Regions from separate parts of the Mus musculus genome. Here all the other regions are linked to region 3. A link is a loop called in an ENCODE intact Hi-C map of the cell type or tissue named here. Cell type or tissue: left cerebral cortex. All regions are shown on one strand.

Region 1 (8,000 bases), 47 kb before region 3:
GGTGGCCGGCCCGCCCCCGAGGGCGCCGGGCGCGGCGGGAGGATGCCGAAGCCGACGCTGCTGCTGCGCGGGGGCTGGGAGCGCGAGCGCAGCCCCGGGGACTCGGAGCTGGGCCGCCAGTTCCGGGACTGGTGCCTGCGCACCTACGGCGACTCGGCTAAAACCAAGACAGTGACACGCAGCAAATACCAGCGGATCGCCGAGGTCCTGCAGGGTGGCGGCGGGACCGGCGCGGGCAGCGGCCCGGCGGCGGGCGAGAAAGGCAAGTTCCAGTTCTGGGTGCGCTCCAAGGGCTTCCGCCTGGGCAGCGGCCGGGAACCCAAGATGGGCCAAGTGGTGTATGTGCCGGTCAAGACGGGCTCGGTGAGTGCGCGCGCGGCGGCCGCGGGCTAGTCCCGTGGCCGGGATTGGGGAGGGCGGGGGCGGGGTGGGGGTGTGGATGTGTGTCCGAATGGTGTGTTTCTGGGGTTGTCCGTGTGTCTAGCCCACCCGGGGCGTGCGTGTCCCTGCTCACTAGCCCTCCCTGGCCCGCCCGGGCAGCGCTCGGGGTTTGGGGCGTCCCTGCCCCCTCTGCGCCGCTGATCGGGCCATGGCCGTGACGGGCGGGCTGTCCCGGGCTGCTCACCCCAGCGTGTTCTGTCCTCTCGTCCCCTCCCCTCCCCCTTTCCCCCCAGCCAGCAGGCGGCTGCTACGGAGCTCCAGCCTCCCCCCCTCCCGCCCGGAGGCCGCCTGTCCCGGGCGCCTCGCGCTCCCGCCCCCGGGCCGGCTGGGCGGTGTGTGTGTGCGTGTGTGTGTGTGTGTGTGTGTGCGCGCGCGCGTGTATCTATGTGTGTGTGTGTAGGGTGGTGCTGCGGGGGTGGGGAGGCAGGGGCAGCGGCGGGACGGGGAGTCCACTGGGCCTCCCCGCACTAGGGGAGGGGGCTAGCCCTGGCACTGTCGCCCCGACCCCACCCGGCACTGGCCCGGGGAGGGGCAGCCAGAGCCGCAGCCTGGCGCAGGAGCAGCCTCCCAAGGGTGGGTGGGGCGTCCCCGCCGCCCCCCGGGCCCCGCGCTCCCCCCACCCTGGGACGGGGGCGGCATGACCTATTCATCCCCTCCCCTCCCCCGTCTCTCAGGCTGGCCCGGTTGGCGCTGGGGAGGGGGGCGGGTAACCGCAGCCCCGGGAAAGGAGGCTGGTGGCCAGTGGCCGGGCGGGGGCATCCCCTTCGGTTCGGGGCGCCCCGAGAGGGCGTGAGGCTTGGGCCCCGCGGCTCCCCCCTCCGGGACCTCATTGTTCTGCAGAGGGTGGGGGCTGGGGGGGGGCGGCTGCTCTCGGGGCGCTGCTGAGCTTTGAACTTTCCGTTGCCCAGACCTTCGGGTAGTGTGTTCGGTCCCCGGCCCGGTCGGGCCAGCCTAGCTCTCCTCCCCGCCGCCCCTCCCTGGCCTCGCCCGGCCGGAGCACTAGAGCCCGGCCGCCCCGCGCCGGCCTCCCTCCTCCCTGTTCCCCCGCTCCCCCCTCCGCGCTCCTCCCCCGTCCGGCGCGCCCGCCCCGCGCTCAGCCCTGTCCCCGGCCGGAGCGGGCTCTTCACACACAATTGATTCGGTCGTTACGAAAAGTGCACTTGTCCCCTCCCCCTCCGGCGGCCGCCCGGGCCGGGCCCGCGGGGTGAGGGGACCGCGAGGGAGGGAGGCAGGAGGCAGAGTGGAGCCCGAGGCGCCTCCCCCCACCCCCCCGCGCCCAGGGGACGGGGCTGCAGGCCGCGGGGAGTGGGAGCCGCGAGCGCAGAGGGCTGGCGGCCCATCTGCGAGGAGCGCTGATAACCGCGCCGCTGCCGCTGCGGCCGCCAGCAGCCCATCTGCGCCGCTGCCGCCTCCGGCCGGCCGGGTAACAGGGGGCAGGGCCGAGGGGCGCGCCCGCCGGCTTCCCGGAGCGGGAGGGTGGGCCGAGTCCCTACAGCGTGGGTTACGGAACCCCAAATAAATGGACACTCGTCTTCAAACCCAGGGAGTCTGGGTCATTGTCCCCTGCTCCGATGTATCAAGGATCCTCCCCCATCCAAATCACTGTCCATTTGCCCTTAAGGACAGGTGAGCTGTCACCCCTTCCCACCTGCCAGTTTGCGACTTCCACTTGGTTCGTCCCATCACGAGGACCGTCCACCCCCCCATCCCCAATCAAGGTGGCTCTTCCTAGGGCAGCCACCCACCAGACTGTTAGCTAGATCCCTGCCTTAAGCCTTCAGGGCTTCTCCAGGTCAGTCCCCACCTCATCTTTCTCCTGGCTACCTTTCCCAGCAGCTTAGAGTCTTTCCCCAACTCCTTTTCAGACTGAGGCAGGATCCCCAGTCCACCCACTATTGGGGTTCAGGGGAACTCCCACACCTGGCTTGCTGTCTTTCTGTGGGTCACCCACTTCCTTAGGGTGTGGGAATCATGAGATGGTTTGTCCATCCCTTTATTCCACACAGCTGCCAATGCCAGAACACCCCTTCCCATCCACTTGCGGAAGCTGGTGCTAGGCCTGGGCTCAGGTCCTGGGTGAGCTAGCTAGCAGCTTCAGATCTTTCCCGAAGCCCACTCGGTCTACCTTGCTTGCCTTTTACAGCAGGGACCTGACAAGCCTCCACCCTGGCCCCAAGACCAATAATAAACCTTCCCCTAGGGGACCACCTGCCTGGGAGGCAGAGAACCGGGGACCCAGGCCTCCCTGCCCAGGCTGCCAGAGGGATGACAAACACAACAGGCATGCCCTCCTGTGACAGCCTGTTCCTCCAGTTCCCCATGCCGGCTTGCCTAGCCTGCCTGTCCCCAGAGAACCTGTTAGTTACCTGCCACTTGCCTAGCCAGCCAGAGCCAGCCACTGGAGATGCCTAGAGCGTTGCCGCCCCATCACCAGGTCTCTTCCTCGGGTGCCGTTATAATTTTTCCATGTCCATTTTCCTTTTAGCTGGTCTAAGAAGCAGACCCTGCTGGGAATTCTGAGGCAGCCGCGGCCTCTTCCGAGGAGGGACTGAATGGGACCTTTTTTGAAAGATGTAAAGGTCATCTCTCAGCCTTTACTCACACACACACACACACACACACACACACACACACACACACATGTGCGGACATGCACATGGAGTTGAAGTTGCCCTTGCTTCTGGTGTCAGTGGAGATTTTGTAGTTTTGTCTTCTGTAGGTTTTTGTGAAGGTCATTGGGCCATAAACCTTTGTCTGTGACATTTATTCCGAGTCTCCAGGCCTTGGGGGTAGTCCCCAGGCTTTTGAGGTTTACACTGGGCGTTTGGGGTGGGTGAGCAACTTCTCCTGGGACACCTGACTAGCGGGAAAGACAGGTACAGCTAACTAAGTGATGTAGAGAGGGAAGGCTGGCAGGAAATGTCAGGGAATTGGGGAGCCAGAGATAAGCCCAAGTATGGCTTCGTAGTCAAGGAGTCACCATCCTGTGTGCCTTCTTAACCTCCTCAGGTCCCCTCCCCTCCCCCTACAGTTCTAGGAGAAGCTGTGGTCAGGGCTGGTTCCCAGCTTCCAGGCTAGCTTCGGGCTTCGGGTCTATGATCTGACACTTGTCCTGTCCCATCTGGCCCTGAGCTTTTCTGGGTGTGTGTGTGTGACAAAGGCTTAATCTGTCCGGACGGGCCAGGGCAGAGAGGAGGGCGCAGGGAATTACACTCAGCAGGGCCTCCTGCAGCTGGGGCCCACTTGGGGGTGGGGCTTGGCGCGGGAGGGCCGCCTAGCTTGGGGGAGGCAGGCTGGTCTCAGTGTGCAGGTTGTCACAGGAAGTGGAAGGTGCAGGCAGAAGACTGAGAGAGGGCGGAGTCCCTCACTGGTGCTCATGGGGATAAGATCTTTCTATGATAAGAGCTAGCCAGGGCCTCTGGCTGGGCAAAGCCTGGTTAGGCGGTACTCTTTCTTGTGTTTGGCTGGCTTTGACCACATTGGTGGCAAAAGCAGGGGAAGTGAACCCCTTGGAGGGAAGACCCTCGGATTTTGTTCCAGCCACATGACCCGCTCCTCTTCTTTTCACCTGGCCTCTGAGTGGGACTGGCCTTGGGACCTGGGAGGGTCACAGATTAGGCTGGGGTAGGACCCTGAGCCAGCTGCCAATTCCCAGGTCAAGAGAGCCCCAAGGTTCTTTGGAGAGAAATTGTCTCAGCCCAAGAGCATCAACTTCCAGTACACAAGCTGAAGCCCCTAGGGAGAGGCAGCTCCATTGGTGGAGTGTTAGGATCGGGGGCACAGGTCTCTGAGTTCCACCATGGCCTCTCCTGGGCCCAGCACATGCTCTGGATCCCACCATGAGTGCCCTATTCCTCCAGGGTCCCCTCGGTGATTGCCCAACTTCACTGTCAACACCAGGCTTCTGCGAGCTGGACCCCAGGTGTTGCGCTGGCCAAATTGACTAATGGTGGTCTTTTCCCAGTTTGCAGATGACGTTCATTTAGTGGAAAGCATTTTCACAGTCTGAAGTCTTCCTCCCCAGAGCTTTTGTGTAAACCTTTGGCACCTGCGGCCACTGGCCTGGGCGGGAAAGGGCCTCTAATGCTGTAGTGTAACACTGTAACAGGCTTCCACTGAGTAACAACAGGCTTTGACCTTCAGTGGGATACCTACCTCCCTCAGTGTTCTTTCCTTTTCATCCTAGCCCCCCTCTCTCCCCCTTCCCCGTCCCCCTTTCCCTCTCTCCCTCTCTCCTACCTCCTTCTTCCTTCTCCTCCTCCTCCTTTTTTTTTTTCCTCTTTTAGACATGGTCTCACTGTGTAGCCCCTGGCTAGACTGGAACTCTGTATAGACTAGGTTGGTTTCAAACTTGCAGAGATCTGTCTGATTATGTCTGTCTAGTGCTGGGGTTAAAGGCCAGAGCCCGTGTGGCACCTGTTTCTCAGTAGGCCTACTGTGTGCTTGTCACTGTGTTGAGTGAGATGCTGCCTCAGCTTGTGGAAATCTCACAGCAGCTTAGAGGCCAACACTGCTATTATCATCACCTGACAGAGACGTAAACTGAAGCTTAGGGAACTTAGGAAATTTCCCTAGGCCATACTAGTGAGTGGGTGGGCCTTGGGACTGGGTACTAACACATATACATTTCTGTTCTGACTCTGAGGAATACTGCTACCTAACTTAATTTAAATGTCTAAGCCTTTCATGATAGGCCCTTACATTTTAGTCTGAATTTGTTTAGAAGAATACCTCTGGTCAAGATGTCTGGTACTGTAGATTGGTGCCATGTAAGATGTCTGGGGCTTTCCTGGACACAATGGGAAAAGCTTGGGGGAGAAAGGTCTCTGTTACCCTGGGTCTCCGGGGACTTTGGGGACAGAGTTGACAGTGGTGTCTGGTACAGGCCCCATTTAGATTTCTCAGGAGTGGCAGAAGGAAGCCTTTTTATTAATTAAGCATCCATAATTTGGGTAACAGGGTCCTAGAACCTAGGGGAGGCATTTTTGAGCTAAGTGCCATTTGGATGCTGAGTGCCAGGCCATGACTTTCTGAGGTTTCTTCTCTGGCTCTGGGTTGCTCCTCTGTGGTGGGGACAATGTGTACTCTTCTTCCTCCACTAAGTAGTCTGCCCTCTCCTTTGTGACCTGAGGCACTACCTTCCTGTCCAGAAAGCCAGACCTTGAAACTGCTCCTGGGAGCCACTGGTGGGTGGGTTGGAAGCAGTTGGAGTGTGGAGACCTGTGGCTAGGGCTTTTCGGGCACAAAAGGTGCCGGCTTCAGACAAGCCTTGGCTTCAATGAGGCAGCTCTTATCTTAGAGATTATACCACTGATGACACTGTACATGAGTGTGGGACCATGGGCTAGAACATATGTGCGCAGTGTACATACACACGTCAGCTCCGTGGGTATGCCTATCAGCGTGTTGGCTGAGGATGCTGGCGGGAGTGTGTGTGTGTATGCCGGGGTACGGGTGCATGCAGGTGGAGGGAGGCAGTATGCTTATGATGTCTTCGGCTGTGATCGTCTGTGTTGGCAGATGTGGGAGCACCTGGGGTGCTGCGCTGGCAGACCATGGTGTGACTGTGTGTGAGGTTCTGATGGAAAGCCCTGGCTGGCTGGTGGTATGCTGCTCGTGGTGTGTGTGTGTGTGTGTGATTATAGCCAGGCTAGCCCAAGTGGCCATCCTGACTCTGGTGTGTCCCTGTTGGCCAGTTGACTCGAAGTAAAAGAGAGTGACTGGAGGATAAGGCCTTAACAGCCCCCTCCCACCCCCAGGTTCAAAGTCCAATTCCTAGGGCAGAATGGAGGCTTCTGGGACAGGGTGTGAATAGGAACTAGACGTGAGTAGATTAGATCCCATGGACAGGATCTCGGTGGTACCTACAGGTTCCCAGGTGCCCTGCCTGGGTCTTCAATCCTCAGTTTCCTTGTCTGGAAATCAGGCAAAGGATACAGGACCTGGACAACCTGGGAAAGCGGCGGCTGTCCTTGAGGACGGTGGTTGAGGAATGTGCTCAAGGTCACCCTGCTAGTGTGAAAACCAGGCCTGGCCCCTGAGCGCCAAAGGAGGCAGAGGGGTGGGAGGAAGCGAGGCTGCAGCCTGTTGTGGCCACTGGCTTGTTAGAGTAAGTACCGCACTTAGATACTGGGTGAGACTGGGGCATAGGCTTTGCAGCCACAGGGCCAAGGGGCTGCGTCCCTGTTCCATCCTCACCTGTGGGACTGGTGTGAAGTTCACGTCCCAAGGCACATGGAGCCTGCGGCAGGCAGCAAGTGGTAGGGAAAGTGAGCTTCTGCCTCAGCTCTCTGAGCCTTACTCTTCTCATCTGGAAAATGGAGACAGTGATGAAAGCTGTCACGGATGCTCAAAAGGACTGTGGAGGTGGAGATCCAGCCTCGTCCCATCCCTGGCACTCAGTAGGCAGCTGCCAGGGTTTGGTCCTTGAGATTGTGTTGGAGGCATCTCTGTGCTGTGCCATCGGGAGTCTGGCAAACGTGGCGGGAACTGAGTGAAGCCCCTTCCTTTGTATCCCTCTTCGGTGCAAGGAAGATGGAGGCTCCCATGTGGGAGATTTACCACAACCTGGTAGGTCCTGTTGAGTGCCCCACCCACCACATACTAAGCTATTAGGCCAGGGTCTGAGAAGATCTCCCAGTCACCCAAGCCCCTACCATGTGCCAATTAATTAATGTGCCCCCTGAAACCTGGGACTAGAGAGGTCAGAAGCCCTTCCTGGGTCCCCGCCCCCACCCCCCAACCCCCAAGCAGGGCTCAGGCGCCAGAGCTCTGTCTGGCTCTGTCTGAGCTGTGGGAGGGTAGCTGCAGAGTGTCCTCAGCCTCCGCCCACCCCAGGCTTACAGAGCCCTTGCCCGAGGGCCATTCTGAGGCTTCCAGACCTCCATCAGCCCTTCCACCTGCTGGCCCAGCCTAGGGAGGCAGATGCCATCCTCCCTCCCTCCCTCCCTCCCTCCTCCCCTTTCCCCTTCTCTTGGTCCTGATCAGCTGCAGCTGCAGGCCTGGCCTGGGCAGCCTCAGGGGGTTGGGAGGCTGGAGGGAAGCTGCTTGGCTCTGGAGGACAAGGTCACCAACCTCTCAGTCTTCTCTTCTCTTGGCCAACCCCGGGGACCTGGGGCTCCTCTGATGCAGATAGGAAAAGTGAGGCAGCACAGAGGGAATCCACTGGTGGTCCTGCAGAATCCAGAGCTGAGCAAAAATCTGGTTGTGAAAGCCAAGTCGTGCCCCCTCCTCTCCTCCCCTGTTGCTCAGCCCCTCTGTCACATCTGGCTCCTGTACCCTGTCTTTCTGAGCCACATTACATCTAGGAAGGGTTTTTTTTGTTTTGTTTAGTTTTGATTTTGTTGTTGGTGGTGGTTTTTTTTTTCTTTTTGTTTTTTCTCTTCATCTTATCTTTGTCTCCTTACCCTTTTCTTCTTCATCTTATCTTTGTCTCATTTGAAAACTCCTGGTACTGTCTTCAGCAACTCACACACCACCACATCTGTGCCTCCTTCCCCGTCCCCAGCCCTGACCAGCCTGGAGGGGCATCAGCTTACTACTGGCTCCCACCTCCACTC
Region 2 (8,000 bases), 86 kb before region 3:
CTCTGGCTTTGGGGAGCGGAAGCCACAGCTGATTGAGGAAGAGGATCCTACTAGTAAAGCCTGAGACACTCAAGCCTGCCTGGCTCATAAAGACGCTGTCCCCCAGGTCTTATCAGACCTCGTCCTGCCTCAAGCTCCCAGTGAGGAGGGCCAGGCTCTTTGCTTTCAAAGTTTTGGGGCCTCGTATATATTTCAGGAAAGGATTCTCATTGTAAAAATCTCAAACATTAATAAAACACAGCTGATAAAGAGAATCAACTTCACCCAATTTTCTGAGCTCTGTTCCCTCAAACTTGTTAGTTGGTGAGACACGAAAACATTTTCCTGTGGTGGGAACACAGCCCTCAGTGCTATGCCTGGCCAAGTCCAAGTCCTGGTATTAAGTACACATCTGTTTAGGTCTACTTCTCATGGAAACTCTAGCGTCCATACTAGATGAAAGATGCCTTAGTTTTCACTGAACACCTCATGGACATTTTTTTTGTGTGTCATTACATACGCAGCTACCTCCTTTGCAGTAGCTGAGGAGTCCTCTTCTTTCTCCTTGTCCTCCTCCTCCTCTTTCTCCCCCTCCTCTTCCTTTGAGGCAAGTGTCTTGGATGTTGCAGTTCAGGCTGGTCTCAGATTCCTAGGCTCAAGTAATCCTCCTGCCTCAGCTTCCCAAGTAGCTGGTAGGTGCCTGTCACTATACAGAGCCTGTGTCCAACTCCATAACATCAGCTGGTCCTTCATTCTTCTGTGCATAGCCTTGTAATGCTGGGGACAGAACCCAGGCCTCTGTTTACCCTGGGCAAGGGCTCTACCACTGTGCTGCACCCCCAAGGCTGTCCAGTCTGTCTGTGGTCAGCGAACAGTTCTTTCATCCCCGCTGTTTAGCTTCTGCAAGCAACCTGGCAGTCTCCCTGCAAGCTGAAGGAGTTTCTCAAGGACAGGCTCACTAAACCTCTGGCTTCTTGAAATGCATAGGTACTCAAAACAAATTGCCCTCTATGAAATCTGACATCCACCCTATCCCATCCACTCCTCGAATCGAGTGGTTCTCCTGCCTCAGCTTTCCTAATAACTTGGACTACAAGACATGGACCAGTATATATGTATATGTGTGTATAAATATACACACACACATACATATACATACATATATACATACATACATACATACATACATATGTGTGTGTGTGCATGTAGGTGGGGGTCAGAGGACAACTTGTAGGAGTTGATCCTCTCCTACTGTGTGGGTCTTGAGGACTAAGCTCAGGTTGTCAGGCTTGGTTGCAAGCAACTTTACCTGCTGAGCCACCTCAGGGCCCTGGGTTGACTTTTCGTTGTTTGTTTGTCTGTTTGTTTGAGGTAGGTTCTCACTTTGTAGCTTTGGCTGGCCAGGGACTCACTATGTAGACCAGGCTAGCCTCAAATTCTCAGTGATCTGTTTGCCTCTGTCTCTAGATCTGGAATTTAAAAGTCACTATTCCTGGGTCTGGGTTGATTTTAAAAATGTTTTTGTAATTTTATTTTGTATGTGCGTGGGCGTTTTGCCTGCATGTACATAGGCACATCCCATGTGTGCCGAGAAGTCAGAGAGGGTTCTAGATCCCCTGGAACTGGAGTTACAGATGGCTGTGAGCTATCAAGTGGGTGCTGAGATCAAACCTGGGTCTTCTGGATGAGCAGTCAGTTCTTTTAGCCCATGACCCATCTCACCGCTCCCCCTGGCTCGACCTTCAAAGGTCAGGTAACCTGCCAGTCATCTTGGCTTGCATCCCTGGTTGGTAAGGAGTTCAGACCTCCACCCGGGAAGATTTCAGGGGCAAAGGGAAGAAACCCTCTACTTCACATCTCTTCAAGTAAATGGCATTTGTTTGGGGTTCCTTCACAAAGAATGGAGCTGGGGATGGCTTGCCCCGCTAGGAGTCTTCAGTGTTTCAGTGTCCTGGGTACCTGAATTCCCACAAAGGCTGAGATGGCAAGGAGGGGGGCGCAAAGAAGGGAGAGCTTGGGACCTAGAAAGCAAAGGAGGCCAAAGGACCTCTCAGGGCTGGCCAGTTCATGCCCAGGGCTGGTGCCACACTGTTCACAATGAGGAGTGGCATGAGCTTGTGGGGCAGTGTGAACAAGAGGCTCGGCTATGAACCAACCCTGGCTGGCACAGTGTGACATTCTGCTCTGTTGCCACACAGTGATATCTACACCAGGCTTGGCTCCCACCAAACTTCACAAGATTTAGAGCCAAACAGCCACAGCCACAGGGCCTATGGCCACAAGCACTCTCATGTGTGCTAGGAATATCTACTTGGCTCTGAAAAGCCCCCCCTATAAGAATAGGTGGTAGAACATCACCAGCTCCAGTCCTTCCAACTGGCAAGAACAGCCTGCCCAAAAGCTGTCTTGCTAGTGGTCACCACCTGATGGTGGAAGCCAAGCCCACGTCTCTGTGTGGTGGCACAGCTGGATGACTAGAGGCCAGGCCTGCACCGCAGGGTAGCTCAAGGCTGAGCCTATCCTTACTGTCATCTATGGTCAGCAAGAGCAGCTCTAGCACTAATTCAGCTGTTATCACTAAAGACATGGACACTGACTTCCATCCAGTCAGTGGCAAAGATACTATACTGGGGCTCCATGGACTCAAGACCAAGACTAGTGAGTCCCCATGGCTCCAGTGTGCTCCTGGCTAGTGGACAGTGGACAGAGACAGCTGAGGCTGCAGGAGCTATGCCTGAGACAGTCTGGGCTGGACAGAGAACAAGAGCCTGGGATTCCAGGCTGGGAGGAGAAAGGCAAGATCACTGGGGGCCTTGGGTGTGATGGTGACAGGCTATGGGTGCGAGAGAGCAGAGGTCAGTGGAGAACAGAGGTCAGTGGTAGGCTGTGGCATTCACTAGTTGGTTGGTTTGTTTCTTTCTTGTTTGTTTTTGTTTTGAAACAGAGTTTCACTATGTAGCCCAGGCTGTCTCAACCTCCGGGAGATCTCCCTGCCTCTGCCTCCTGGGATTAAAAGTGGTCACTGTTACATTAAAAAGGCTAGTTTTTATCAACTCAACACAATCTATCCTCCTCTGCAAGAGAGTCTAATAAGGGATTGTCTAGATCAGGCCGGCCAGTGGGAATGTCTGCTTCAGAAGGGCCCTATCCCGGTTAACTAATGAAAGAGGACCCATCCTGAAAGTAGAAAGCATCCTTTAGGTTTGGGTTCTGAACGGGGTAAGAGCGTGGAAAATGAGATGAGCGTGGGAAGAGATGAGCATAAACGTGCTTTCTTTCCTCTCCACTTTGGACCGTGGACGGGATTTGTTAGCTGTTAGTTCCCGACACCTTGACTTTCCTGCTGTGATGGATCCTACCTCCGAATAGTGAGCTACAATAAATCCTTCCTTCCACAGACACTTCCTGTCAGGGAGTTTTCTCTCAGCAGCAGAAAAGAAACTAAGGCATTGAGCCTCAGCTTCCCAGTATCTATGTAGAAACAATAGTACAGCCATAAGAGACAGCCATAAAGGAACTTAGGGCTGAGGCTATCTTAGTGATAGAGTGGGTGTTTCAGCATGCGTGACATTCAAGTTCTGTCCCCAGAATTGTGTAGTGGGAACATTCTGGCTAGTGTGTCTAAAGGCCTTAGTGCATGTCAGGCCCTGGGTTTTTTGTTTGTTTGTTTTGTTTTTTTAATTTCATTTATGTTTATTTTATGTGTATGAGTGTCTTACCTGCATGCATGGCATGCAATGCCCATGGAGGCCAGAAGAGGGAGTGAGATGCCTTGGAACTGGAATTAATCTCAGTTGTTAGCTGGTAAGTGGGTGCTTGTGAACGGAACCCAGATCCTCTGCAAGAATAGCGCAAGTGCTCTTGATTATTGAGCCATCTTTTCAGCCCCAGGCACTCTTTTTAAATTAGTTTATGGGGCTGAAGAAATGGCTCAGTGGTTAAGAGCACTGACTGTTCTTCCAGCGGTCCTGAGTTCAATTCCCAGCAGCCACATGGTGGCTCACGAGCATCTGTAATGGGATCTAATGCCCTCTTCTGGTGTGTCTGAAGAGAGCAATGGTGTATTCATATATATAAAATAAACAAATAAATCTTTAAAGTAGCTTATTAATGGATTTAGTTACTTGCTTCTTGGGTATGTGTATGTGTCTGAAGCACATGCAAACAGGTAAGACACTTATACATGCCCAGATCCCTTGGAACTGGAGTTACAGATGGTTGTGAGCTACCTAATGTGTATGGGTGCTTAGGAACTGAATCTGGGTCCTCTGAACAGCAAGTACTTTCAAACACTGAGCAATTTCTCCAGCTACACCCCCCTACACCACACCACATACCATTATTTTGGAGTGGCCGGGGGGGGGGGCAGGTCAGGGTTTCTTTGTGCAGTCCTGCATACCTGGAATTTTCTGTGTAGACTAGGCTGGCCTCGAATGCTGGAATTAAAAGCATGCATCATCACCCCCAGCTTCCATCAGCTTTTTGGAGACAGGGTCTCACCATGTAGGCCAGCTGTCCTAGAACTGACCACTATGTAGACCAGGCTATCCTCAACTCAGAAAGATCCCCGAGTCTGCTTTAGAGGGCTAGGATTAAAGATGTGTACCACCACACCAGGTGCCAGATACTCTTTGGTGCCTGTTCTGCCCACCTCTTCTATTTTGCTGCCTGACGCTCAGCCTCATTGACACCTGGATGAATGCGAACCCTACAAATGACTGGTGCTGACTTGTGGTATGCCCTGCTTCACTCAGGTGGCCGTAACTCAAGCTCCAGGTCTCTGTAGCTGCAGTCAGCTCAGGGTTCTCCTGCACTGGTACCCGCTCTTCCTGCGCACACTCAATAGACCTTATACTAGATGGCTAGCTGACCTTAGCCAGGGTCAGCAGGACTCCACCACCCAGTGTCTGCTATCCAGAAGCTGAGAAACAGCAGCCTGCTTTGGGTCTAGGGCTGGCCATAGCCTTAGCTTCTGATCTATAAGATAGAAGAACTGGCGATCTGACTTGACAATTCCCAAGGGCCTTGTCTGTTTCCTCCGTGCCTGCCCTCTGGCTTGTATTCCCAGTTGGCATAGTGCTAAAGGGTGTGGGGCCCGATTTTGAGTTTTGAGTTTTTTGGTTTTTTTAAAGACTTATTTTATTTATTATTTGTAAGTACACTGTAGCTGTCTTCAGACACTCCAGAAGAGGGCATCAGATCTCATTACGGATGGTTGTGAGCCACCATGTGGTTGCTGGGATTTGAACTCAGAACCTTTGGAAGAGCAGTCAGTGCTCTTAACCACTGAGCCATCTCTCCAGCCTGAGTTTTGAGTTTTATGTTCTCCTCTTTTGCTACCCCAGTGATGGGCGCTTGACGCCCATCCCTCTCCTCTCTCCTCTTCTGGATAAATCTCTTCACCTCAACAAGCCTCAGTTTCCCAGTCTGGGAGTGACACTTCCCTCCTTCTGTCCCAGTGTCCAGCTAGTGGAAGGCAGCCTGAGCTGTGGAATGGGAAAGTCATTGGGGGAGATTGATTGCTGTGACTGCAAGTGTGACAGACACCTAAAGAACATCAAAACTGAGATGCCCCTATGACAAAGACTGGGGCCCTAGCCATTTTCGCCACTGAATGGACAGTTGCCCTAGGTTTGTCTGTGCACCAGCCTGAGCTCTCCTTCAGCAGATGTCCCCCTGAGGGGCCCTGGACTGTCTTAGTTAGGGTTTTTGTTTTGCTGTGAAACACATGACTAGAAGCAACGTGCGGAGGAGAGGGTTTGTGTTGCCTCACAGATTATAGTCCATCATTGAGGGAAGTCAGGGCAGGAAGTTAGGGTGGAAACTGGAGGCCAGGACTGGAGCAGAAGCCACGGAGGAGTGCTGCTTAATGGCTTACTCCTCAGGCTCACTCAGCCTGCTTTCTTTTAACCCAGGGCCACCTGCCTGGGTGTAGCACTACTCACAATAAAGCAGGCTCCCTCGCACAATCATCTTCAAGAAAATGTCCCACAAGGCGATCTGGTGGCAGCATTTCCTCCACTGAGGTTCCCTCTTCCCAAACGACTCTAGCTTGGGTCAAGTTGACACAAAACTAGGTGGCATTGTGACCGCGGAGGGGGATGGGAGGGCACGCAGCCTCTCGCCCCTACGTCCTGTTTCCTCCTCCTCCTCCTCCTCCTCTTCCTCCTCCTCCTCCTCCTCCTCCTCCTCCTCCTCCTCCTCCTCCTCCTCCTCCTCTTCTTCTTCTTCTTCTTCTTCTTCTTCTTCTTCTTCTTCTTCTTCTTCTTCTTCTTCTTCTTTCTCTATGACCCACTACCCTGCCCTGCCACCTGCCCTACTTCCCCTGGGACTGCTCCTGTCTCAGGAACTCCTAGATACTAGGATCCGGGCACACCTCCTCTGCCAAGCACCCTCCAAGGTCAGCGGTGCAGAGCACAGTGAGGCCAAGGGGAAGAAAAGCAGTGTCCTTGTGCTCTGCAGCCTTCTGTCCCAGCTACTGTCCCAGAGCCTTGTGCCGCTGTGGTACACCCCACGCTCTTATCACAGGAAACCATCCCAGGGTCTCTTCCCTTAGGCCATTCTGTCCTTCCCTCTACTCTGACCTGTCCTTTTGCTTCTGGCAAGCCTTCTGCGGCACTGCTCCCCCTCCCCCTTTCCTGCTGTCCCCAGACTGGGTGAGGAGACCTCCCCTTCTCTTTAAGAGGGAATTTCTTAATCATATCTGTGCAGGACTGGAGGGGATTGTGTGAAAGGCAAGAGCCCCCACCCCCCAGCTTCCCATGTGCACCAAGCCCAGCTGGGTGCCTGGCGCCCTCTGCGCTCCTGAGATGGGTCTGGGGTAGCTGAATGGATATCCCTCACTACCCTCCACATGGCCACCCAGGGCAGTTAGGAGTCTGTGTGACTTCAAGCACAGCCAGACTGAGCTATATTTAGACACCAGGGCCAGGGCGAGCTTCTGGGGCGGAGGAGGTGGCAGAGCCCTGCAGTGGGGCCCCAGGGGACTCCTCGTGCAGTGGGACAGTCGCTGTGTGAGAGGCCAGAGTCATTACACTCCCACAGGCTCCCCTACCCAGGAAAGGCAGGGACAGCTTCCCTTCGCCCCTGGAGGCTTTCAGGCTGGCTTCATATGCAGCTGGAAAAATAAGAGCCAGTCTGGTTGGTCAGCTCTGAGGCTGGGCTAGGCTGAGGGCAGGAGTTTGGGGGCTCCTTCGGTCGGTTCCTGTTCTGTCGGCTTGTCTTCCCTCCTTTCCTCTTCAGTGGGCACCTAGCCAGGCTAGCTGGGTGTGGCCAGTGGGGAGCCCAGGAGGGGCTGTCCTAGCCTTGGCCACCAGCTAGCTACCCAGCTCTGGGGCGGGCAGGAGGCAGGATGGATGTTCGCAATAATTACCCAGCTGCAGCTTCCTCAGAGCGGCAGCCATAGCAACGGGGCTGGCGCCCCAGCCGCGGCCAAGGGGCAGGGGGAGACATGGGCGCCTTGGGAAGGTCGGGGCGGGTGGCATGAGCCCTAGGCACAGCCCCCAGCTCCCTCTGTTGGCACTCTCACAGGCTCATTCGTCTCTGGGGGCAGGGGAGGAGGCTTTGTCAGCACCAGGAGGCTGGCACAGCCCAGGGGAGTCTCAGGGGAAGCACCATTCCCCTTGCCAGGTGGGACGGTGATAGCAGGTATGGGGGCGGGCGGGTGTGCCCAGACTTCCAGTACTTAGGGCTCAACTGGGCCCGTGCATGTCCCTCTCTTCAGCTGCTAGCCACAGACCCAGGACACCAAATCTAACTACCAACAATGCCAACCCTCTCCAGGAGTGCTACACGCTGTGGTTGCTGGAGCTCCCTTAGGAACGATGTTTATGGCTCAGTCACCCAGGTCCTCTCAAAGAGGCACCACGCTGCCACTGCCTTTAGCAGGATTGGCTCTGTTTGTTTTTCTGTTTTTGTTTTTGTTTCGCCTGTGAGGGGAGGGGCCTTGAGACCACCAAATCACCTTACCCATCCTATTGTAGGAGGTCCAGCCTTCCTTCTTCCCTCTTGTGGAAGCTGTA
Region 3 (8,000 bases):
TTTAGGATCTGCCTCTCCCTCTGCCGGGAGCCTCCGAGCAGTGAGGAAAGAGGCTGAGGGGCACAGCATGGCCACCCTGTCTTCCCATTCCTCCTGCTAGTCAGTGTATGTGCCTGTGAGGAAGGAAGCCAGGCTGAGGGTCTTTCTAAGTGAGGCTACAAAAGGGAGAACCATCCGTCTGGGACTAGGGTCTCCTTGGGATTGAGAAGACTGCATTTGCTTATCGCTGAACCTGCCGTGGTGCTGAACTTCCATGTGTGCCCGGCTCTACCATTAGCCCTTTCCAATTTCACCTCCTAAGTCTGAGCCATGTAAAAGCTACAGCCATAAAGCAGGGACATATGAGCCCCACTTTAAGGTGAGAACCACAGCTGTCTAAAGTCGCTCAGCTGGAGTTCAGAGCCAGGTAGCTGACCAGCACCCATCCTTCCTTGCTACAGGTCTCCTGAGGCAAACTGCCAAGCCAGCCACTGGCTGTTGTCAGGCATGTAGGCTTGGCCGTCTGAATCTGGTTACTTCCCTGGCTCCTCTGTGCCAAGCAGCAAGCCTTGTCCACAGGTACTCCTCAATGGGGTCTGTGGCCTTTAGGAACTAGAGGCTGAAGCTGAGTGGGGCTGGTTTTGACAGCTCTTGTGCTCCTGGACCAAGCAGACAGCTAGGCCTTTGCACTTTCTGGATTCTGGTGCATATGCTGCCATGTGCCCCATTGCCCTGCCCAGCCTGGAGCTGGCACATGACTGGCATGGAGCGGGCTGGGCTGCATACACAGCTGGAATTTCAGCACAGGGCCAAGGCTGAGCTCAGCAGGCTAGGGCCCTCCTGCAGCAATTGGAGGACAAGGAGCTGGTGTTTCCACTTTCCCTCCATACCTCCTCACCCATCCCTCTCTCCCATCTGCCACCTTTCCTGGCTACTGTCTTCCTGTTTCTGGGGCAGAGATGGTAGCTGGATGCTGTGTGCTCCCCGTTTCATCTGCTTTCACTTCCCTCTGCCCTGCCTAGCTCCTCAGCCTTGCTCGGTAGACATGAGCCCCCCTTTAGAAAAAGCCCCTAAGCAAACCCTGTGCATGGCTGTAGAGAGGCACAGCCCGGCACTGCAGGCTTTCATCAAGCCCTCGGATGAGTGGGTTTTGGATCTGTCACCATGTATTTAGCCAAACCTGAATCCTGGGTCTGCTTTTCGTCTATAAGGTACAGGGACTTTCGAATTCTTACAGGCCTGAAGTGCCTTTGAGGTTGGGAGACAGTAGGGAAGTGGGTAGCCTTGTTTGGGGCACTAAAGGAGGCCAGTTCTTCATTAGGGAAGAGGATCTTTCCAGCAACTGTTCAGCAAAGAATTAGAGAGGAAAGGTTATGTGCTTTTTTTTTTTTTTTTTTTTTTAAAGGTTTTTTATTTATTATTATATGTAAGTACACTGTAGCTGTCTTCAGACACACCAGAAGAGGGAGTCAGATCTTGTTACGGATGGTTGTGAGCCACCATGTGGTTGCTGGGATTTGAACTCTGGACCTTTGGAAGAGCAGTCGGGTGCTCTTACCCACTGAGCCATCTCACCAGCCCCGGTTATGTGCTTTTAAAGCCTGTAGTTTTTAGAGTCCGGGCAGAAGGCATTTCCATCAGGTGATACAGAAGGAGTGGCTTTTTGAGCAGGGAACCCTGCCATAGCCTCTCCATCAGGGAGACTTGAGTATCCAAAGATCCTAGGAGTCTCACTGGTCAAGTTCCAGGCTGCTCCCAGTTCCCTGAGCCCCCACTCCCCACCCCCCAGGGCTTTCCCCCATCTCAGCCAATCTAGGTTGGAAGAACCCTTTTACCTCTTCCTCCCCTCCAGGGATGCTAGCGGCCAGCTCAGCTTGCAGAGCCTGGATCTGGCCACCCGGGCCACTTTGGAGTTGGGGCCAGATGTGGTCAGCAGCTGCTCCAGGCCCACCACGTGCTAATCCAGCACAGGGCAGAAGGAGGATCTTGTAAAGTGGTACAAATCCCCCCACACCCTGCCCCTCTTTTCAGCCCCTGTTGGCTTCTGAGTTGGGGAGTGAAAACCAGGCCTTGCAAGTCAGCTACTCTGCAAATAGCTTCTGTTCTCCCTGCCTATGAAATCTCTCAGTTTTTAACACTAGGAAAAATAGAAAAGGGAAATCCATACATGGTTTCAGGAGACTGAGAGCAGCAGCACAGCAGGCAGTGCAGGACAGCTGAGGGAAGGGTCCTGCCTGGGACAGGGAGGGAGCCTGAAGCACCTCCTCCTGGAACATGAGGGCAGTCCACTTACTCTGTTTTGTACACATGCATCTATTTCTAGAACAGGGTCTGAAACATCTGAAAGCCACCATCCTCCTGATATGAGCATCTTGTGAGCGTGTGAGGATTGCCTTTCTGGTCTTATTGTGTGTGTGTGTCTATGTGTGTCTTTGTGTGTCTATGTGTGTGTGTGTCCCGTGTTCCATGGGCCTGTGGCATCCAAGTACACACACAGAAATAGAGGTTCCATTTCTAGTCCTGACCAACCAAAGGTTGAACCAAAAGATTCTGTGGAAAATATAAGAGGGAGGGTGTGCTGTCCATATGGGTTCCTATGTAGTACAGAACTAACTCCCAGCTTCCTCTGACACTGCCCCACCCTCTGACAGCTCCAAGGACTTTTTACCTCTCCCATTCTCCTATGAGACTCAGAGCCAGAAGATATATCTCCCTGGCCCACTGCTGGGGACCAAACCAAGATCAGATCTTGTGGTCACCATTGCACCCTGGAGACAGACTCCTGTGCGCTCTGAAGGCCAGGAAGCCAAGATAGCTATGCTCACCCTGTGTGCAGCCCTCAGCAGAGCAGCCTGACCAGGAGCTGTTCTTGAGTCTGTGCCTTTCCAGTGCAGGTGAGGAAGCAACCTTATTCCTCTGGCATGAACCTCACTTTCCTTTTAGCCGACTGCATCTCTCATCCCCATAACCACTCAGCTCTTCTGAGGCCCAACTTTATATAATAAATATAATATCTCAGGGGAGTCTGGGACCCCATCATTTGGCCAGTCAGCCCCAGCTCTGGCTCTGCCTGCAACAGACTCACTATTCCCAACTTGGCATCCTCTGAAAGGACTCCTAGAGCTCTAGGCTAGGATGAAGATGCATGCTTACCTAGCAGAAAGCCCTCCACGCTCTAGTGCTCATCTCTAACGTGGGCCAACCTGGTCTTCTTCCTCCACCGTGGCTCTCCCAGCCAGAGACACAGGGTTCGCCCTTGTCCTTGACCTCCAGAGCAAGGCAATCAGACAGGGAATTTAGAAGGGAGATAACTCATCAAAGAGACTGCCTGCTCTGCAGAGCATCAAGTCAGCTGAGAAGTAACAACTGTGCCACCAAAATTAACTCTAGTTTGCAGCTGGCAGCAGTAGAATTCTCTAGGACGTGAAGCAGGCCAGTGGCTGGGCTGGAGCCTTGAAGGCTGTTCCTTAGAGGGCTGCCTCTACCAGCTGAGATTGAGGGTGTCCATGAATCCTGTCTCTAGTCCCTGTAGAAGCAGACTGTGTACTGGCCATGGGAGGAGCAGGGCCCAGTAGAGTCCAGAGAGGCCCTAAAGCCCTCAGTCAACTTTTCCACTGGGCTGTGCTAAGGGTGGGAACGCTTGGGTGATACTGCCCCTTAGTGGAGAGGAGTGGGAGAACTGGCTTCTAGGCAGAGCACGGGAAAATCAGCTGTCAGGCTGCCTCTGGCAGAGGAAAGGCGGCATAAATAGGACACTTTGGACCCCTTGGACAGCCAAACCAGAATCAGAGCTTCCCAAAACCTAGAGTAATGCTGACCCCCTTACTAGCGTTGCAGGCTCACACCCACCCTTCCCTGCTTCCTACCCAGCCTTTTCATATCCTTTCCATTCCATCTCTACTTCCCTGTCTCCTGCCAGCTCTCCTCCCTCAGTGTGGGGTGCTGTGACCTGCAGTCTTACCTCTCAAGAGCCATGGGCCTCAACAGAATCCTTAGTTACAGGAGGAACATGTGGAAAGTTGGATGCCCTGAACCAGCGTTCTATAGCTCTGCCTAAAAAGGTCCTTGGCCTGTGGGTTAGCCCAGGACATCAGTGGTGGAACACTGGACTTTGCTACTAGGCCAGTGAATTTACAAGTGGGTCTTAGCTTATACATCTCTAAGAGGAGAGGTTGTTGTATTCTAGAGCAGTGTTCACAAGCTCACCTTTTAGTGGCAGCCATAAAATGTTCTGATAAGAATATTGTTTATTAGAGGTTTAAAACTAGATCATGTTTAAATGCTTTTAATTTTCATTTTTTAATCCCCTTTATTCAAGTTTTAAAAACAAGTGGCTCATTTTACAGAAAGGAAGAGAGGCCATTGGCCCCTCAATGTTGTTGGCGACTAAGTTGCCTTCAAGATGGCACATGATGTGCAAACTGTTTTCTGGCAGATCGCGGAGACCTACGCCTTCCTCCCCAGAGAGGCTGTGACTCGGTTCCTCATGAGCTGCACGGAATGCCAGAAGAGGATGCACTTTAACTCCAGCGGCCCGGAGCCCAAAGGTGGGGGCCACGCAGCGGACAGGTCCTCCAGAGGCCATGTGGGTGGTGGCACTGCCTCAGGAGCCTTGTTTGGATTTGTTTAACTTTCTAATTATTAATTACTTGCTTGCTTACTTATTTTTGAGACAGAGTCTCACCATATAGCCCAGGCTGGCTCCAAGCTGTCAATCCTCCTGCTGTAGTGTCTCGAGTGCTGAGACTATGTATGTACCACCACAGTGCTTCTTTATTGGTTTTGTAAATGTTAAGCTTCTCTTAGAACCAACAACCCATCATCTTGCCCTTCAAGGCTTAGGCTAGCCCCTCTCCTCTCACCTAATTCTAAGTGGCCAAACTTCCTGTTCTCTGGGTTCTTCCATCCTAGCCACTTGACCTTGCCCCTGGGGCTGGTTGTCCACTCATGTACACATGGATCTGGGTCTCTGAAGACAGACACACACCCCATGAGGCATGTTCTTCTTACCCTTTGGCCCTTAACTCCTGCCAGTGGTGCATGCTCACTAAGGTCTGCCTCATGTGACCTCCCATCAGATCAGTGAGGCCTGATTAGTACTGAAGATGGACAGACCACTTGTGATTAGCTGAAGCTGCCCTTTGCTCTGTTCAGCCCAGTGAGACCATCAAGGGTTCCCCTCCCACATCTTCCTACACAGCCCATCAGTTTGTCTGCCTGCAGCTGGCTTTGACTGTAACACGGACCAGAACATTTGACCATAGTTATCATGGGTGGCATGGGTGGCTTAGTGTGTTGTGGCTTGGGGAGGTACACTAATCAAGGTTCTGGGCCTTCCCATGACATACTGTGCCTCCCCTGGCTTCAGGCCTGCAAATTATGAGCCACAACAGGACAAAAGGGGTAGGGGCAGTTGTCTGACCATGAGGACAAAGTAGGAGTGGACAGGAAGCCACTTATTCAGGTAGACCTCTAAGGGCAGGCACCCACCTGGGGAGAACAAGTGGACTATGCTGTGACAGCCCGGTGACAGGGACACAGGCAACAAGCACCTGAGCAGCTGATGACAGCAGCTGATTCACCAGATCGAGAGGCTTTGCTGCCTGGGAGCCTCTAAGCAGTAGCTGCCTAGCAGGTAGTAAGACAGCTTCCAAGGTGTGAAGGTCCAGAGCTAATGCTGATTCTGTTGTTGAGAGTAGGCTCCTAGGCTTGGCTGTATGAGTGTGGGTCTCAGCTCTGTGCACGGAGTAAGTAGGGTCCCTACTCCAAGGACTGATAAGGCTTGAGAGGTCATCCCTGAGCTTAGCCCAGGGCTCTAATATGGGAGAGTGACCCTAAGGGATGCTTGTCACTGTTACTCGTGGCCTGGCCCCAAGGCCAAGATAATCCTTGGCCTGCAAATGGGCCTGGGGGCCCTTTTCTCTGCTTATGCCCCAAACTGCAAGTCTGGACCCTGGTGCTGGCTGCCTGGATCCTGCCCACCTAAGTATGCTGGTCCCCTCCTATTTCTGCCCTAATTGTTTCCATTGCAACCGGAGGAGTCAGGCACAACAAAACTGCTGCCTGAAGAGGCAAGACTGCTCTGGGGGACTATAGCCTTCTGGCTTTCCTGCTGTTTCCTATGGTGGGGAAGGTGTTCCTCCCCAAAGGCTGCAAAGTCCTCAGGTTGGGGACTTATGTGCAGGCAGCCTAACTGCATTGCGCTTCCTCTCTCCACTGGCTGCCTCCACCTTAGGAGGGTCCTTCCCATCCTCAGCTCAAGAAAGGAGGAGAAGGGGGGAGGGTGTTGCTCACAACCCAGAACTGAATAGAATATAAACCAGCCTGAGGACTGTTTTGAGCCTCTCTCCTGGTGCTTATCTTGACAGGAAAGAGGACAGGTGCCTGCCTATCCTCAGTCCCAGGCAGCTGACCTTCCCACTGCAGAGAGGAAATCAGAGCACAACCCATGGAAAAGTGGGCCCCAGGCCAGGGGGACCTGTGTATCCCACAGCAGGCTAGGGAACCTCTCTGAGAATCCCCTGCTCATAATCGCTATGAGCTGTCAGTCCTGGCATACAGCCAAGGAAACCAAGACCTGAAGAGGTGCTGGGTGAAATCACTCACCCAGTTTCCCTCTCCAACTCCCAAGAGAGGGAAGCAGAACCGCCTTTCTCAGCAGAGTGGGAAGAATGTCTTCCTCACAGGGCTGTGTGATGCAGATATAGAAAAGGAGCCCATTGTGCAGGGCCCTGGAGCTCTGTGGATACCTTGGGAACATGGGCCCATTGTTAGGTTATGATGCTCAGGCCCAGATAGCTTCCCCTTTTCCCTAGACTCTGAGCCAGAGGTTGCAAAGGTAAAGTCAGAAGTGCCCAACCCCCACCCTGAGCACACTAGCCGGGGCCCATCCACATGCTAGATTTAAAAGGGAAAGATTGGCTTCTAGATTGTCATAGAGAACGCCTGCCTGCTCCATGGTCTGAGGCATCAGCCCCCAAATCCTTGTCAGCTTTGTCCTTGGCAGGAGCCCAAGGTCAAATTCTACCCATAGTGCTTCCTTGGGCTGCACCACTGCCTGCTAGCCCTTTCTTCCCTGTGGCCAGAGGGCCTGTTATTCCTGTCCCAGGAAGGTAGGGAGGGAGGGGGAGAGGGGACAGGATGGAGTCTCCTCTGGGGCTGCTGGGAGACTGCCTTGCTTCCTGGCCTCATGCTGGAAAGAAAAGGAGGAAGCAGAGTGGCCCCAGTGAGCAGCTTGTCCCCAGCAGAGTGTGAGGCCCAGCAGCCCCCAACTCCCCACTCTATACAAGGAACATAAACAGAGCAAGCTGCAGCGAGTCTGGAAGACAGTCCTTGGATTCCAGGGCCTCTACACCACAACCTCTCCTACCAATTCCAGTGGGAACTGATGCTCAGACCAGCCTGACTTCCTGGGCAGAGGAAGCTCTGAGGGTACATTCCTGCCTTCTCTCTGTGACAACACACTATGATATGGTTGCAAACTGTGAGCCGCAAACTGTGAGCCACAGACACACAGGTTGTGCTTGTGCTCCTCTGGAACAGTTAAACCATCAAGTCAGACTAGTGAGCAGTTCCCAGGACCAAGCTTGTGGAGCCCTCCTTCCTGTGCTTTCCAGACACATTACTGTCCATTGCTGGCTTCTTCTGTCTTGCCTTGTTGGCTGGCCTTTAGTCTCCCTGTTAACAGACTCACTGACTGACAGTGGGAGATGCATAGCCTTTCTGTGTGGTGGTGTCCTGTCTGCACCCATTTCCTGGGTCTGTGGGTCTGTATGGAGACCTTAGGAAGTGCTGTTTTCTTGCCTGAGAAATCCTTTGTACTCTTAGAAAAGCTTTCTTGAACTACTCCAAAGCCCTCTTGGCTCTAATGGACTCCCATACAGCCCATTCCCCCCTGCTCACCCTCCTTGTCTCACAGCCTCTTCTTCCCCTTCATGCAGTGAGCAGTAAATGTGAGTGAGGAGAGATTCCGATACGGAAAAGACACCCGTTCTGTGCAGGCCCTCTGGAGCGTGCCCGTC

What was found. Peaks named below come from ENCODE experiments on the same cell type or tissue, not always from the same donor. Only the 100,000 strongest peaks of a DNase experiment are listed, where the experiment ranks them.
Region 1: a loop joins it to region 3, with 2.4 times the contacts of the local background. A loop is called at or near these places in 5 of 42 quality-filtered maps.
Region 2: it touches region 3 in a loop (2.7-fold over the local background); 5 of 42 quality-filtered maps call a loop at or near these places.

Annotation. Positions count from the first base shown.
Region 1 is chr2:153,521,805-153,529,804 of GRCm38, reverse strand. Nol4l (nucleolar protein 4-like) reads left to right here. Exons shown (of 11, transcript NM_001134300.2): 1 at 1-363. The coding sequence starts at 43. Among named protein-coding and RNA genes, the nearest start is that of Nol4l, 4.2 kb to the left of the region's middle. In left cerebral cortex, no CTCF peak of the experiment used is centred here; DNase peaks (open chromatin) are centred at 3,394, 3,634, 5,944, 6,745 and 5 more places; H3K4me3 peaks cover 2,301 bases; H3K27ac peaks cover 2,713 bases.
Region 2 is chr2:153,560,275-153,568,274 of GRCm38, reverse strand. No RefSeq gene overlaps it. Among named protein-coding and RNA genes, the nearest start is that of Nol4l, 34 kb to the right of the region's middle. In left cerebral cortex, a CTCF peak has its summit at 3,727 (motif pointing right); DNase peaks (open chromatin) are centred at 6,990 and 7,204; H3K4me3 peaks cover 663 bases; H3K27ac peaks cover 420 bases.
Region 3 is chr2:153,474,397-153,482,396 of GRCm38, reverse strand. Nol4l (nucleolar protein 4-like) reads left to right here. Exons shown (of 11, transcript NM_001134300.2): 3 at 4,415-4,526. Among named protein-coding and RNA genes, the nearest start is that of Nol4l, 52 kb to the left of the region's middle. In left cerebral cortex, a CTCF peak has its summit at 3,643; DNase peaks (open chromatin) are centred at 2,197, 3,365, 3,625, 6,569 and 2 more places; H3K27ac peaks cover 3,364 bases.